Regions from separate parts of the Homo sapiens genome. Here region 2 is linked to region 1. Evidence: read pairs that join two places in POLR2A ChIA-PET (ENCODE). Cell type or tissue: PC-9. All regions are shown on one strand. Each heading gives the region's core, and the rest is flanking DNA. Links, peaks and the distances in the headings are about the cores only.

What was found. ChIA-PET counts read pairs that join two places held together with the same protein. Peaks named below come from ENCODE experiments on the same cell type or tissue, not always from the same donor. Only the 100,000 strongest peaks of a DNase experiment are listed, where the experiment ranks them.
Region 2: POLR2A ChIA-PET joins it to region 1 with 21 read pairs; 3 of 35 experiments call an interaction of 5 or more read pairs at or near these places.

What each region holds. Positions count from the first base shown.
Region 1 is chr6:15,085,536-15,093,867 of GRCh38, reverse strand. No RefSeq gene overlaps it. Among named protein-coding and RNA genes, the nearest start is that of JARID2-DT, 160 kb to the left of the region's middle. In PC-9, for the core only: no CTCF peak of the experiment used is centred there; DNase peaks (open chromatin) are centred at 3,577, 3,857 and 7,047; H3K4me3 peaks cover 1,872 bases; H3K27ac peaks cover 2,390 bases.
Region 2 is chr6:15,413,438-15,421,769 of GRCh38, reverse strand. The region is part of intron 3 of JARID2 (jumonji and AT-rich interaction domain containing 2); the gene reads right to left. Among named protein-coding and RNA genes, the nearest start is that of DTNBP1-AS1, 130 kb to the left of the region's middle. RefSeq lists a silencer at 8,161-8,328. In PC-9, for the core only: no CTCF peak of the experiment used is centred there; a DNase peak (open chromatin) is centred at 3,729; H3K27ac peaks cover 1,713 bases.

The sequences.
Region 1 (8,332 bases), core at 253-8,252:
CGGTGGCACGATCTCAGCTCACTGCAAGCTCCGCCTCCCAGGTTCAAGCCATTCTCCTGCCTCAGCCTCCCGAGTAGCTGGGACCACAGGCCACCACGCCACCATGCCTGGCTAATTTTTTGCATTTTTAGTAGAGACGGGGTTTTGCCGTGTTAGCCGGGATGGTCTCGATCTCCTGACCTCGTGATCCGCCCGCCTCGGCCTCCCAAAGTGCTGGGATTACAGGTGTGAGCCACTACGGCCGGCAAAATTTATTTTATAATTTTTTTTTTTAGAGACAGGGTCTCTGGGTGTGGCTGCACGCCTGTAATCCCATCACTTTGGGAGGCTGAGGCGGGCAGATCACCTGAGGTCAGGAGTTTGAGACCAGCCTGGCCAATATGGTGAAACCCCATCTCTACTAAAAATAGAAAAATTAGCCAGGCATAGTGGTGCATGCCTGTAGTCCCAGCTACTCAGGAGGCTGAGGCAGGAGAATTGCTTGAACTCGGGAGGTAGAGGTTGCAGTCAACCGAGATTGTGCCACTGCACTCCAGCCTGGGTGACAGAGTGAGACTCCATCTCAAAAAAAAAAAAAAAAAGAGAGACAGGGTCTCATTTTATCACCTGGCTGGAGTGCAGTGGTGAGATCATAGCTCACTGGAGCCCTGAATGTCTGTGCTCAGTTCTCCCACCTCAGCCTCACAAATAGCTAGGACCACAGGCATGCACCACCATGCCTGGCTAATTTTTAATTTTTAATTAATTAATTAATTAATTTTATTTATTTATTTTTTTTTAGCAATGGGGTCTCGCCATGTTGCCCAGGCTGGTCTTCAACTTCTGGCCTCAAGCGATTCTCCTGTCTTGGCTTCCTGGCATGCTGGGATCATGGGCATGGGTCACTGTGCCCAGCCCCACAAATTTATTTAATGTAAGTTTTATGAAACACAGTAGCTTTCAGAAATGAAAAGCCAAAGGAACAGGGAAACCTGTGTATTTGTGTGCTTAGGTTTGGTGAAGAGAGGATGGTTGTAGAGAAATGTGATTGGACGACGTGGGTTGACTCTAACGGTGACAAACTGGGGGTGTCTAGCAGATCCTGTTTGTTCAGATTCTTCTCTGTGCTCCTACGTCGATAAGGAAGCTCCTTTCCTCCAGGTGTAGGGAGAGCACCTCTGGAGTGAAGGTCTTATGATCTGCTTCAGCAGGGAGGGCAAGGGGAAAGAGAGAGTGACCTTTCTGCCTCTGATGTGCCAAGGTGCCATATTGTGTGATAGCGTGTCCTGAACCCCATCATTACCAAGGAGAAGTGGGACAATATGTATGCCGGAATCTTATGAGCTTCTTCCTTCTTGAACCATGGCTGGTTTTCAACCTATAGTGATTGAAAACCTTCCTAGTGCTCTCTTTTACTTCACCAAACCTCCAACCTTCAACTCCTCTGACTTCTCCTTCTGTCCGGCTGCGCCGGCACGTGCTCCTCTTCTCCACATAGGCAGCAATTTGTGGTCTTTGTTCACAACAGATTCTCCTTCCCTGGCATCCCTGAAGACCTAAAGGCTGGAATTCCAACCTGCCCAGGGATCATTTCCTCTGGACATTTCCTAGGAATTTTCTTTTGTAAGCCCTGGAAGCATACAATATATTTTAGAAAAATTCCATTTTGTCAGGGCGTGATGGCTCACGCCTGTAATCCTAGCACTTTGGGAGGCCAAGGTGGGCAGATCACCTGAGGTCAGGCGTTTGAGACCAGCCTGACCAACATGGAGAAACCCTGTCTCTACTAAGAATACAAAATTAGCTGGGCGTAGTGGTGCACTCCTGTAATCCTAGCTACTTGGGAGGCTGAGGCAGGAAAATCACTTGAACCCGGGAGGCGGAGGTTGCGGTGAGCCAAGATCGTGCCATTGCACTCCAGCCTGGGCAACAAGAGCGAAATTCCGTCTCAAAAAAAAAAAATCCATTTCAAATGAATTACAAATTTAAAAAGAATACTTCTCTAGGCTGGGCGTGATGGCTCATGCCTGTAATCCCAGCACTTTGGGAGGCCAAGGTGGGCAGATCACCTGAGGTCAGAAGTTCAAGACCAGCTTGACCAACATGGTGAAACTCCATCTCTACTAAAAATACAAAAATTAGCTGGGCATGGTGGTGTGCGCCTGTAATCCCAGCTACTCGGAAGACTGAGGCAGGAGAATCGCTTGAACCTGGGAGGCGGAAGTTGCAGGGAGGCAGAAGTTGCAGTGAGCCAAGATTGTGCCACTGCACTCTAGCTTGGGTGACACAGCAAGATTCAGTCTCAAGTAAAAAAAGAACACTTCTCTATCATAGGCTGGGACATATTAGGCATGTCCCTTAGCTCGTCTATTCCTCCAGTTTTAAGGTGAGACAACAATATGGATCTCACAGGGTTATTGAAGGATTAAATGAGGTGGTCACCGTAGAGCTCTTCTTGTAGTATCAGGCCCCAGAAACTGCTCAAAAAACAGTATTTTATTTATTTATCTAGTTTTGAGATAGGGCCTCCTTCTTTCACCCATGCTGGAGTGCAGTGGCACGACCACAGCTCACTGTAGTCTCTGAGTTCCTGGACTCAAGTGATCCTCCTGCCTCAGCCTTCCAAGTGGCTGGGAGGACAGGTGCACGCCACCATGCCCAATTAATTTTTTCTATTTTTTGTAGAGACAGGGGTCTTACTGTGTTGCCCAGGCTGATCTCAAATTCCTGGGCTCAAGTGATCCTCCCGCCTCAGCCTTCTGAAGTGCTGGGATTACATGTGTGAACCACTGCACCTGGCCAGAGCACAGTATTTGTTATTAGTGAAGTAATATTTAATCATAGCCGGGCTTGGTGGCAGGTGCCTGTAATCACAGCTACTCGGGAGGCTGAGGCAGGATAATTGCTTGAATCCGGGAGATGGAGGTTGCAGTGAGCCGAGATCATGCCGCTGCATTCCAGCCTGGGTAACAAGAGTGAAACTCCATCTCAAAAACAACAACAACAACAAAACAAACAAAAAAACGTAAGCAGAGAAAGTAATTCAGAAGAGGAGACTGGACATTTTCTCTTGCTACAAAATACTTGGATCTAAGTATCTGAAATGATAATTTTTCATTATGTACCTCTCCCTGGAGCCTAGCTGTACGTGTCTTAAATTTGTGCTGAAGAAAGGACGCGGAAGAGTTAAACAGAGATACAATTTTTACCGTGTTTTGGAGGTTTTCCTCTTTGTTTAACATCAAAGCAGTCTGTAGTCCCTTTTGCCAGTTTATACATATTGTTGTACTCAAAGAAGGGCTGAAGGAGCTGAGCGGGCTGCTTGATTAGCTGTGACTCCCTTCCAGCCTGGCTTAAGAGACCAAATGGATTCTACCTCTTTAAGGTTTTAATGATAAGGAGGGGAATAAGAGGCTCCCTCCCTTTTCGAATGTAACTTTGTTGAGGCCCCGATAATAAATCATTTGTTCCCTCTAAATGCACTCTGGCATTCACACAGGCACACACTCTGATGGTTCCCACTTGAAATTGCTCATCAAGTGCAAATAGCTCCCAGCCTGGATGGCTGAGCTGCTCTCCAGCCTCCTCTCTCTGGAGTAAGAAGATTTCAGCTTGTGACCTGCCCTCGGGACTTGTGGGTGTACAAAGCCTGTGACCCAGGAAACAAAGTCAACGGCTCACTTTGTCCCCACCCCACCCTACCCCGTCTCCCTCCTACTAAATGCTGAATCTCACGAGAGAAGAAAACCAGCCACATAAAGGATTTGAAAGCTCAACTTGCTTTCCCACTCTGTTATCCCTGGAGTTGGCTTGGATTCACCCTGAAGCCTTCCCCCTCCCGGGGAAAGTTGCTTCACGTTGCAGCTCAGCAGGTTTGTCCAGCTACATAGGCTCCAGAAAACAAGAAGCAAGACTGGAAAGCTGGGGATGATTGTACGCCCTCGCCTGAATCTTACGTGGTTCCTCCTTCTTCCACCTGGCCAGTGCAGAGCCGTGGGTGCCACGTGGCCACTTCTGGATTGGGTTCCCCTTGGCCTGCCACCCTGTCCTTCTGCTTTCCCACTTTGCCAGCCAGAGTCAATTTGAGGACGCCAAGTTCTCCTCTCCATACAGGTGTGCAGCTGGGATAACCAATGATTAATGCATGTGTCTGGCAGGGCCTTCAGGGTAATTTGATTTGCTTGATATCTAGAGTGATCACCCCTCGTTCCATTCTCCTCCCTTTCTTTTCCTGAGTTTGTGGCAGTGTTTACCTTAGTTGGCGGTTTAAGTTGATGAATGACACTTGTTTCTGGTGTTTGTTTCTGCCCAAGTTTTAATTAAATTTTGCAAGAGGCTTCTGCAATTATGGCTCTAGGTCTCTCTCTCCCTCATCTTACCTCTGAAAAGTTATTGAGCATTCAGAACTTTTCCCAGTTTTCCTTTCTCTCCTCCTCACCGTCAAACTCCCGTGCTGATGGGCCGGCAGGAGGCCGCCATCACTGCAGCCATTACTCCTGGGTTTTATGGCCCGTGATGGCAAAAGCCACATCCTGCCCCTGACAGAATCCATTAGGCTGAGGAGGGAACAGACTCCCAGAAAGCAGAGCTTTTCTGCTGGAGGAGAGCTGTATTATGCCGTAGCTAATGGGACATTTGCAAAATAACCTTTCTAAGTAGATCCTGTAGGCACTCTCAAGGGGCTCTGATTCTATAAGGGAAGAGGTAGAAGCTGTGTTTGCTTGCTTTCCCTTTCTTGCTTTTTTGCTTTCTTGCTTTTTCTCAGTTTCTTGCTTTCTTGCTTTTTCTCTCTTTCTTGCTTTGTTGCTTTTAAGCTTTTGGAGGAGAAAGCAGCCTCTGTATGTTCCAACTGAAAGAATGCCCACACGGCTGAGACAGCAAGAGCAGTGGATTAATGGACTAGGAAATAGATGAACTAAACCAACCCTGGGTTACAATCTGCCTGCAAAGTTGAGATAACATTAGAACAAGTGTATCTGGTTCAATTTATGGTGGGACCACAGTTAGTTCCAAGAAGTAAATGGAACATGCTTCTGAGGTTGCAAAAATTGAATTGGCTAAGTTTCTTCAGGTACATTACCCACCTCCTTTTGTTTTGGTTTGCTTAACGTACTTTTAGAAAACTCATAAGAAAGGTATTCTGTATTAAAAGAGGAGAAAAACGTTTTATTCTTAAGAAAAATTTCGGCTGGGCATGGTGGCTCACGCCTGTAATCCCAGCACTTTGAGAGGCCAAGGTGGGCGATCGCCTGAGGTCAGGAGTTCGAGACCAGCCTGGCCAACGTGGCAAAGCCCTGTCTCTACTAAAAATACAAAAAATTAGCTGGGCATGGTGGTGGGCACCTGTAGTCCTGGCTACTTGGGAGGCTGGGGCAGGGAGAATCGCTTGAACCCAGGAAGTGGAGGTTGCATTGAGCTAAGATCGTGCCATTGTACTCCAGCCTGGGGACAAGAGCGAGACTCCATCTCAAAAAAAAAAAAAAAAAAAAAAAAAGAAAGAAAAATTTCAACACTGGGTGCCGTGGCTCATGCCTGTAATCCCAGCAATTTGGGAGGCCAAGGCAGGCAGATCACCTGAGGCCAGGAATTTGAGACTGGCCTGGCCAACATGGTGAAACCCTGTCTCTACTAAAAATACAAAAATTAGTCCAGTGTGGTGGTGTGCGCCTGTAGTCCCAACTACCTGGGAGGCTGAGACATGAGAATCTCTTGAACCCCGGAGGCAGGGGTTGCAGTGAGCCAAGATCGTACCACTGGACTTCAGAGTGAGACTCTCTCTCAAAAAAAAAAAAGAAAAGAAAAAAAAGAAAAAGAAAAGTTTCGGTTCCTAGTGGGTAAAGGAAAGACCTAGAAATATTTTTATGGTTTCAACATAGATTTACTAAGACATTGCTGGATGTTGTCAGGATACAAGCGACTTAAGATGTAGTCCTTGCCTGCCCTAATATAGCTTCAAAACTCTGCCAGGGACAAGACTAACACATTTAAAATAGCTGAATAGAGGCAACCTGGTGTTAAAGAAAGAGAATAAAGTAGAAATGGGTTTGTGGCTTCTATTCCTTCCCCTGCCATTAATGAGTGCTGGGACCTTGGGCCAGTAATCGCTCAGGCCTGGTTTCCTCGCCTCAAATTAAGGGTGTTGAACAAAATAATCTCTTAAAGTTCCTTAGAGCTTTAATCTTCAGAATCTAATTAACAACATAGGTAGATCTGTTGTATAACCAAGCAATAAAGGGACTGGTACAGAGGATGAATGCTGTGAGACAGGATTCAGAAAGGACATGCATCCCTATGAATGGGAATGGCTTCACGGAGGAGCATGGAGGAACACGGAGGAGCCAGGGCTCAGGTTGGACTTTGAAAGGTGAGCAAGAGATCCAGTAAAGAGTAATTGCGAGGTGTCTTTGGAGAACAGGAAATTGGCTAAACCGTTGGAGCAGTTTGTAGAGGGGCTAGAGAGAGGGAAGGTAGGAAGTTAGACTGAGGCCTAATTGGAGGGGGTCTTGAATTCTATCCTAAGGAGTTAGAACTTGAGCTTGTTTATTGTCTCTAGGAATTGGCTAATCCTGGGAGGAGTAGTCCCTTCAGAGTCAGCAAGGCCCCAGATCTCAAAGCATCAAGATACAAAAAGTAAAACACACGGTTAGTACAGTAATATCTCTGGTCCCACATTGCCAGAACCTTGCTACTCCCTCATCAAGAGTTCGGCTGGGTGCAGTGGCTCATGCCTGCAGTCCCAGCACTTTGGGAGGCCAAGGCTGGTGGATCGCCTGAAGTCAGGAGTTCGAGCCCAGCCTGGACGACATGGTGAAACTCCATCTCTACTAAAAAAATACAAAACTTAGCTGGGCATGAGGACGGACGCCTGTAATCTCAGCTACTCGGGAGGCAGAGGCAGGAGAATGGTTTGAACCCAGGAGGTAGAGGTTGCAGTGAGCCGAGATCATGCCCCTATACTCTAGCCTGGGCAACAGAGTGAGACGCTGTCTGAAAAAAGAAAAAAAAAAAAGAGTTGGAGTTTATTTCCTCTTACTGTGAACTTGGGAGGACCTTTGGGACTTCCTTGATGAATAGATAGTAGAGGAAGTAACACCAGGTGGCTTCTGAGACCAGGTCATAAAAGGTGATATGGCTTGTTCTTGGCTCTTTTTCTGTTCGGACATTTGCCCTTGGAGCTCAGCCATCATGTCACGAGAGAGCCCAGGATACACGAAGAGGCTGTGTGTCTGTGTTCTGGCCAGGAGCCCCAGCTAAGGTCTCAATTGATAGCCTGCATCAAGCACCAGGCATGTGAGTGAATATGGCTTTAGATCCATTCCCCAGCCTTTGAGCCACTTGGGCTGTTACCATCTAGAGCAAAGAAAAGTCATTCTCACAGAGCCTGCCCAAACTGTTGATTCTTGAGCAAAATAAAAGGTATGGTTGTTTTAAGCCACTACTCTTGGGGTGGTCTGTTACACAGCAGTAGATAACCAGGACACAGTATGATAAGATGATGCTGGCGGCAAGATGGAGGCATGGGGATGGGTGGAGGAGCAGCACGGGATGTTTTGGGTACATGTGGGAACATGGGGGTTAGTGATATGTTTGGAGACAGGTCAGAAAAGCCATCCCAGATATAATAAAAGCCCAATTTTAAGAGCTTACTTTGTGCCCAGGCAGTGTTGTAAGCACTTTATGTGTATTAACTCATTGAATTCTCACAACGATCCTACTATGGACATACTATTCCTACTTAAGATGAGGAAACGAAGCTCAGAGGCACTCAGGAACACAGAGAGTGTAGAACTGGGAATGCAGTCAGGCAGCCTGACTTCCGAGCTCATCCTTTTAACTGCTAAATTTTGGTTTATTTATTTATTTAGAGACGAAGTTTCGCTCTTGTTGCCCAGGCTGGAGTGCAATGGCACGATCTCAGCTCAATGCAACCTCTGGCTCCCGGGTTCAAGTGATTCTCCTGTCTCAGCGTCCCAAGTAGCTGGGATTACAGGTGCGTGCCACCACACTCGGCTGATTTTTGTGTTTTTAGTAGAGATAGGATTACATCATATTGGTCAGACTGGTCTTGAACTCCTGACCTCAGGCGATCCACCCACCTTGGCCTCCCAAAGTGCTGGGATTACAGGCGTGAGCCACTGTGCCCAGCTATTTATTTTTATTTTATTTTATTATTTTTTTTGAGACAGAGTCTTGCTCTGTCGCCAGGCTGGAGTGCAGTGATGTGATCTTGGCTTGCTGCAACCTCTGACTCCCTGGTTCAAGCAATTCTCCTGCCTCAGCCTCCTGAGTAGCTGGGATTACAGGCATGCGCCACCACGCCCAGCTAAGTTTTGTATTTTCAGTAAAGACGGGG
Region 2 (8,332 bases), core at 176-8,175, 330 kb before region 1:
ACAACTTATGGAAGGTGACATGGTACAGTGGCAAAGTCCAGGCATTATAGATGTGAAAGCTTAGATCCAAATCCTATTAACTCAGCTGCCAAGTGAGGGTGGTAAAACCTTAAAAACAGGTATTTCAAAAGAATTAAGGTAAAAATTTTTAGCACAATATTATCTAGGCTAAGGTCAGTTCTTCCTAACGGAAGAGACAGATTACATAGCTTCAAAGAAGGACTTCTAATAGTCACAGGCTTTATTATGGAATGGAGTTTACTATTTTTATTATAGGCCGAATGCTTATGTTTATTAATTTTGAATTTTTTTTCTTGGAGTCAGGGCTTACTTACGCTGTTCACCTTTTTTTTTTTTTAAAGACTAACAAAACTAAATGAAAAGCTATGACCGTGGCTAGTTCCATTTCCTGATGGTACGTGTCTCTCTCACACTCTCATTCAACATTCAAAGAACAGAAAGAACTTCCGCTTTTAGTGAAGCTAGACAGGATTTATACCTCTTGCCTGTCTGAAAGAACTAAAAATCCACACAAAACAACGGCCACCATATAGCAACATACTGTGATCCCTGACGGATGGAAAACAAATGATCCCTCCAGCTCACTGCCCTGAGAGAATGTCCAGGCTGCAGCAGTTACGGAAAGGGCAAGCAGAGCCGGGGTTGAGAAACACAAGGGGAGGCCAAGGTGATATAATGTGTAAGGCAGAGCACAGCAGAGGCCAGAGCCACACAGACAACAATGGAATCTGCCAAAGGCGCTCCTCATGTCTTCCGCTGAGTACTAACAAGCACATTTGTGTTAGGAAGCTACCCAAGAGAAAGTATTTCCAGAAAGGATTAGCAGGAACAGTATCCAAATTGTAAAAGCACCAGGAATAGTGCCCATTCTTACTAGCCTACATGGTAAACATAATCCATAGGACATCAAGTAAAATACTCGTAAGGGTTTTTGCCTGAGTAGCAGGGAAACAATGCCTCACAGTAAACACTGCTTTGGCCCTACCTAACCATGCTTGAAACCAAGATCCAAACAGATCAAACTGTTCCCTAATAATCAGATCTCAGAACAATGCTCAAGAATATGTAGAGAAATACGAACATTTCCCACAGCCAGAGAAAAATTTAGTGTCTGTCAAGTAATAAAAAGCTACCAGACATGCAAAGATGCAGGAAAATATGACTGATGAGGAGGAAGATTAATCAATCAAAACTGTTTTGTAAATAATGGAAGACAAAAATAGCACATATACTCAAATATCTCTTGTAACTGTACTCCACATGTTCAAGAAACACCAAAGAATAAGCATATTACTAGAGACACTGAAGATTATGGAAAGACCAAAATCTAACTTCTTTTTTTTTTTTTTATGGAGTCTTGCTCTGTCACCCAGGCTGTAGTGCAGTGGTGTGATCTTGGCTCACTGCAACCTCCGCCTCCTGGGTTCAAGCAATTCTCCTGCCTCAGCCTCCTGAGTAGCTGGGATTACAGATGCGCACCACCACGCCCAGCTAATTTTTGTATTTTTAGTAGAGACAGGGTTTCACCATGTTGGCCAGGAAGGTCTTGAACTCCTGACCTGGTGATCCACCCGCCTCGGCCTCCCGAAGTGCTAGGATTACAGGCGTGCCCAGCTGTAACTTCTAAAATATAATAACAATGTCTGAGATAAAAGATATATTCAATAGTCTTACCAGCAGATTTAGGGTATAAACTATCTAAAATGCAACATACAGATCAAAAAAGGAACAAAACACATGAGCTATGGGACAACTTCAGAGTAATATATATGAAAATTAGGTCCCCAAAGGGGAGACGAATGCACACGAAAATATTTGAAATAATAATGGCTCTAATTTTTCCATAGTAAATGAAATCTACAAACCTAATACACTCAATGAATCTCAAACTCTGGAAATAAAAACTGCCAAGGCACATCGTATCAAATTGCCTAAAACCAGTAAGGGATTCAAAAGAAAATTGTGGTAAATGATTGCTCCTACAAAGCTATGAAAATAACAACAGGATTCTCATCAGAAATGATGCACATCGGGACAGTGGGGCAGTGTCACTGAAGTACTGATGGTGAATGACTATTAACCTAAAATTTTATACCCAGCAAAAATATCTATAAGAAATGAAGGTGTATTTTGTATAACTGCATGTAATTCTACAATTATCATAAAAGTATTTTTTTAATGTGGGTGAAATGAGATCTTCCCAGACATACAAAAGCTGAATGATCAACAGCAGACCTAATGTTAGAAATGTTAAAATCCTTCAAGCAAAAGCAAATGCAAATGATACTAGAAACAAAAATGGCAACTACGTAGATAACTTGAAACAGAAGATAGGCGAGATTTACCCATATTTACTTTATATTTACTTCCACATCTTTTGTGTTCAAAACTGCCACATCATAATCTATTACTCAATTTTTCTTTACTTTCTGTAGTAGAGAGTACATTTCACCCATGATAACTCTAAAGTTGAAAATTAAACTAGTACTTCTCTTATTTATAAAATATATCTCCAGGTTGTAAGAACAAAATAAACTCCAAATAACCTGATCAGTGGAAGCTTCTAAATATAAATCAAGGGTTAAGAGAAATGTTAAGCCTTTTGCTGATTGTTTTGCTTTCACTTTTTTGCATTTAATAGTAAATTATACTACTAATTTATTTTTGATACAGGAATGAGTAAAAACTAGGCACTTATTTAATATAATTCCAATTATTAAGGATGCTCACTTTGAATAATCCCAATTCATGCATGCTATCAAGAAGATTCGTATACATTTGGGCTTATCTTCCTTTCAAACTCGAAGTAAATAAAAGTATTTTATACCATCAAAGTAACTCAGACCAAAAAGAATAAGGAACACAGTCGTGCAGACAATGTAGCTGTGAATATCATACCTGTTAAAAGCCTGAGAGAATTCTCACCACTTTCAACATGTCTTCATATCCAGAGGCATGTCATATCTCAGAGTACACTGAGTTATGAAATCCATACACTTCCAATGATTCTTTACATTCAAAATTCAATCTAATAGGACAAACAGTGTTTAAACTAAGTCCTATTGGATCGAAAGCCTAACTAAAATACAGCAGCTCCTTGTTTAACAAAAAAGTTACATCCCTTTAGAGACAGAGTCGGTACTTCTGTACTAGTTAAATAGAAACTCTTAAGAGTTTTTATTTTAAAGTCTGTTAGTACACAAAAAGCAATATACCCTTCTAAAGAATATAGTTGACCGGGCACAGTGGCTCATATGCCTGTAATCCCAGAACTCTGGGAGGACGAGGCGGGCGATCACGAGGTTAGGAGATAGAGACCATCCTGGCCAACATGGTGAAACCGTCTCTACTAAAAATACAAAAATTAGCCAAGTGTGGTGGCATGCACCTGTAGTCCCAGCTACTCAGGAGGCTGAGGCATGGAATGGCTTGAACTCGGGAGGGCGGAGGGTGCAGTGAGACGAGATCATGCCACTGCACTCCAGCCTGGCGACAGAGCAAGACTGTCTTACCAAAAAAAAAAAAAAAAAAAGAGGAATATAGTTAACAAGAGATCCCAACACTAAACATTAGGGTTCTGGGTCTCTCCCTAAGGTGAAGCAATGACTAATGCATGAGCAGCCACGATGGAATCTCCTCACCCCACCACTCTTGCCTGCTCCATTCAGGCAAATACTAGGTCGCACCAAGCTCGGCAGAGGAAATTTACAACATACACCACAGGGTCCTTCCCGTGACTCAATAACTTCAAAAGAGGGAGTACCCATACATTTCCATCTGCCTACAGATGGCTGTGGTAGGGCTGACAGAGAGGAAAGATATAAATCATTTGTGTAAATTAAAAACCCTCTGAAACAAGTCAGAGAAGTCTCGAAAGGATGTGCATACTCACATGTAGCAATTCATGTGTCACATATACTGACAATGGCTACTAACATCTAACATACAGAGTACCATTTATACATGAGAATTTTTTATTTATTTATTCGCTTATTTAGTTTTTTTTTGAGACAGAGTCTGGATCTGTCCCCCAGGATGGAGTGTGATGGCACGATCACAGCTAACTGCAACCTCCATCTCCCAGACTCAAACGATCCTCTCATCTCACCCTCCTGTAACTGGGACTACAGGCTCATGTCAACAGGCCCAGCTAATTTTTTTTGTATTTTTTGGTAGAAATGGAGTTTCGCCATATTGCCCACGCAGGTCTCTCCAACTCCTGGATTCAAGTGGCCGGCCGGCCTCAGCCTCCCAAAGTGCTGGGGTTATAGGTGTGAGCCATTGCACCCAACCAATACACCAAAATTCTCTTCAAGAATTAATTTATTCAGGTCACAAAACACCATCAGGCAGTTACTACTGTGATTCACATCTTTCAGATGAGAGAACTAAGGCCCAGACATATTATATAACCTGCCCAACAGGTATGATACAATACCTGTTGCATTATATAACACAACAAGTAAATGTTCAAGATATAATGAGAAGTCACACAGCCTGGCCCCAGTCTATACTCTTATGCTGCACCACAGTCTCCACAAAACCCGCTTAAGAACCACTGTTCTCGTGAAATTTTTCTACCCTCTTCCCCCTACTCACCCACAGATAAAAATAAACAGTTAATCTTGCTCTCTATTTTAGTCGCCAACTCAGATGACCTCTTTTGAATCGTACACTTCAGATCTCGTATTTACTTGCATCTAAAAATATACCATCACCAAATTAACTGTACATTATCGTTTCATTCCTCAAACAAATAATCCTCACCTCCATAACCATCCTTCCAAAGAGTTTCTGACCACAAGTCCACACCCAAATGACCAAAATCCATCCATTCTGGTTTCTACACATACTGAGAGACTGATGGGGCAAATACACACTTTACAAGAAGAACTGAGTGGAATAAAAGGGCAAAATGAGAAAGGAGATAGGCAGGGCCACCTTCACATTCAGAACAGGATGAAAGTCTCTGTAATGGTTCCATTCTAAACAATATAAGTTAGCCCCTCTCCCTCTCCCTCTCCCCCCTCTCCCTCTCCCTCTCCCCACGGTCTCCCTCTCCCTCTCTTTCCACGGTCTCCCACTGATGCCAAGCCGAAGCTGGACTGTACTGCTGCCATCTCGGCTCACTGCAGCCTCCCTGCCTGATTCTCCTGCCTCAGCCTGCCGAGTGCCTGCCATTGCAGGCGCGCGCCACCACGCCTGACTGGTTTTCGTATTTTTTTGGTGGAGACGGGGTTTCGCTGTGTTGGCCGGGCTGGTCTCCAGCTCCTAACCGCGAGTGATCCGCCAGCCTCGGCCTCCCGAGGTGCCGGGATTGCAGACGGAGTCTGGTTCACTCAGTGCTCAATGGTGCCCAGGCTGGAGTGCAGTGGCGTGATCTCGGCTCGCTACAAACTCCACCTCCCAGCCGCCTGCCTTGGCCTCCCAAAGTGCCGAGATTGCAGCCTCTGCCCGGCCGCCACCCCGTCTGGGAAGTGAGAAGCGTCTCTGCCTGGCCGCCCATCGTCTGGGACATGAGGAGCCCCTCGGCCTGGCTACCCAGTCTGGAAAGTGAGGAGCGTCTCTGCCCGGCCGCCATCCCATCTAGGAAGTGAGGAGCGCCTCTTCCCGGCCGCCATCCCATCTAGGAAGTGAGGAGAGTCTCTGCCCAGCCGCCCATCGTCTGAGATGTGGGGAGCGCCTCTGCCCCGCCGCCCCGTCTGGGATGTGAGGAGCGCCTCTACCGGGCCATGACCCCGTCTGGGAGGTGAGGAGCGTCTCTGCCCAGCCGCCCTGTCTGAGAAGTGAGGAGACCCTCCGCCCGGCAGCCACCCCGTCTGGGAAGTGAGGAGCGTCTCTGCCTGGCACCACCCCATCCGGGAGGGAGGTGGGGGTCAGCCCCCGCCCAGCCAGCCGCCCCGTCCGGGAGGGAGGTGGGGGGGTCAGCCCCCCGCCCGGCCAGCCGCCCCGTCTGGGAGGTGAGGGGCGCCTCTGCCAGGCCGCCCCTACTGGGAAGCGAGGAGCCCCTCCGCCTGGCCAGCCGCCCCGTCCGGGAAGGAGGTGGGGGGGTCAGCCCCCCGCCCGGCCAGCCACCCCGTCCGGGAGGGAGGTGGGGGGGGTCAGCCCCCCGCCCGGCCAGCCGCCCCGACCGGGAGGGAGGTGGAGGGGTCAGCCCCCCGCCCGGCCAGCAGCCCCGTCCGGGAGGTGAGGGGCGCCTCTGCCCGGGAGGTGAGGGGCGCCTCTGCCCGGCAGCCCCTACTGGGAAGTGAGGAGCCCCTCTGCCCGGCCAGCCGCCCCGTGCGGGAGGGAGGTGGGGGTGTCAGCCCCCCGCCCGGCCAGCCGCCCCGTCTGGGAGGTGAGGGGCGCCTCTGCCCGGCCGCCCCTACAGGGAAGTGAGGAGCCCCTCTGCCCGGCCACCGCCCCGTCTGGGAGGTGTAGCCGGCAGCTCATTGGGAACGGGCCATGATGACAATGGCGGTTTTGTGGAATAGAAAGGGGGGAAAGGTGGGGAAGGGATTGAGAGATCGGATGGTTGCCATGTCTGTGTAGAGGGAGGTAGACACGGGAGACTTTTCATTTTGTTCCGTACTGGGAAAAATTCTTCTGCCTCGTGATCCTGTTGATCGGTGACCTTACCCCCAACCCTGTGCTCTCTGAAACATGTGCTGTGTCCACTCAGGGTTAAATGGATTAAGGGTGGTGCAAGATGTGCTTTGTTAAACAGATGCTTGAAGGCAGCATGCTCGTTAAGAGTCATCACCACTCCCTAATCTCAAGTACCCAGGGACACAAACACTGCGGAAAGCCGCAGGGTCCTCTGCATAGGAAAACCAGAGACCTTTGTTCACTTGTTTATCTGCTGACCCTCCCTCCACTATTGTCCTATGACCCTGCCAAATCCCCCTCTGTGAGAAACACCCAAGAATGATCAATAAAAATAAATAAAAACAAACAAAAAAATATATGTTATAAACTATGTAAATATATCATTTAAAAAAAAAACAATCTCACCCACCACAATGATCAAAAGAAAAAGAAAAACAACATCTAGAACTAAAAACAAGACTCAGCCTTCAGGGTCCCACCAGCACAGAATCTCCACTCATCTTTTCTTGGGCTGCCCTTTCCGTGAACACAGCAGACAGATTCTGAAGGGGGACTGGCTTTCCTTTTGTAAAGAGGCATCTCAGATGACCTTTCAATGGCTAGGTAAAAATATACCGGTTTTGAGTTTTGTTGTTGTTGTAGTTGCCTCCATAAAGAAAAACTCTGAGGAAGAGAATTAGAAATTTGAGGAAACTCCAAAACCCTCAAGAACTCTGGACTCCACTGGTTTCTATAGCTAAAAAGATCCCTAGTGTCAAGTAAAGGCACTGGCAGTAAATACACACAGCAAAATCTGACTCAGGGGGTTTTCTGCAGAAAAACAACACTTAAGTAAACACATGGATGTTTTAACTGAAGAATTAAAACATGTTATTAGCATCATCAGAAAAATGTAATTGCTTCAACGTGCAGGTTGGAAAAGCAGACTAGATAAAGTTGGAACTGAGGCTGGCATCAGTCTCCACCATAGATTTTTATTTTCCATAAGAAGGAAGTCAAGCACATACAATCCCTCTCAGTCTTCCCCTTTCCCCATCACCCTACTGTAGACAAAAGGCATATTTTTTTGCTGATGATTCTAAAATCATGCACATAAAAGGATGTGTAGAGTAGGAGTAATTAAATCTACAAGTATAGCTAACTAGCAATTCGTATCATTCTAAAAAATAAAGTGAAAATGCTCTTTCCAAAGCACATACATAAATTATGACCCTGCAGTATGATCTGAATGTGGCCCCCAAAGTTCATGTGTTGGAAACCTAATCCCTAATCCAACAGTGCTGAGAGGGTGAGATCTTAAGAAGTGATTACATCATGAGGGATCTGCCCTCGTGAACGGAATAATGTCACTATCTAGGGAGTGGGTTTGTTATAAATGCAAGCTTAGACAGGCGTGGAGGCATGTGACTGACTGTAGTCCCAGCTACTCAGGAGTCTGAGGCACAAGGATCCCTTTAGCCCAGGCTTTAGAGAACACAGTAAGTCATGATCACACCACTACATTCCAGCCTGGGTAACAAAGCCAGATCCCATCTCTTTAAAAACTAAACTTAAAAAAGAAAAACAAACAACAAAAACCGAGCTTAGCACTTTCTTGTGCTCTCTTGCCAAGTTATAATGCAGCAAGAAAGCTCTCGCCAGATGCAGTCCCTCAATCTTTGAATACCAAGCCTCCAGAAATGTAAGCCAATAAATTTCTGTATTTCTAAAGTTACCCCGTCTC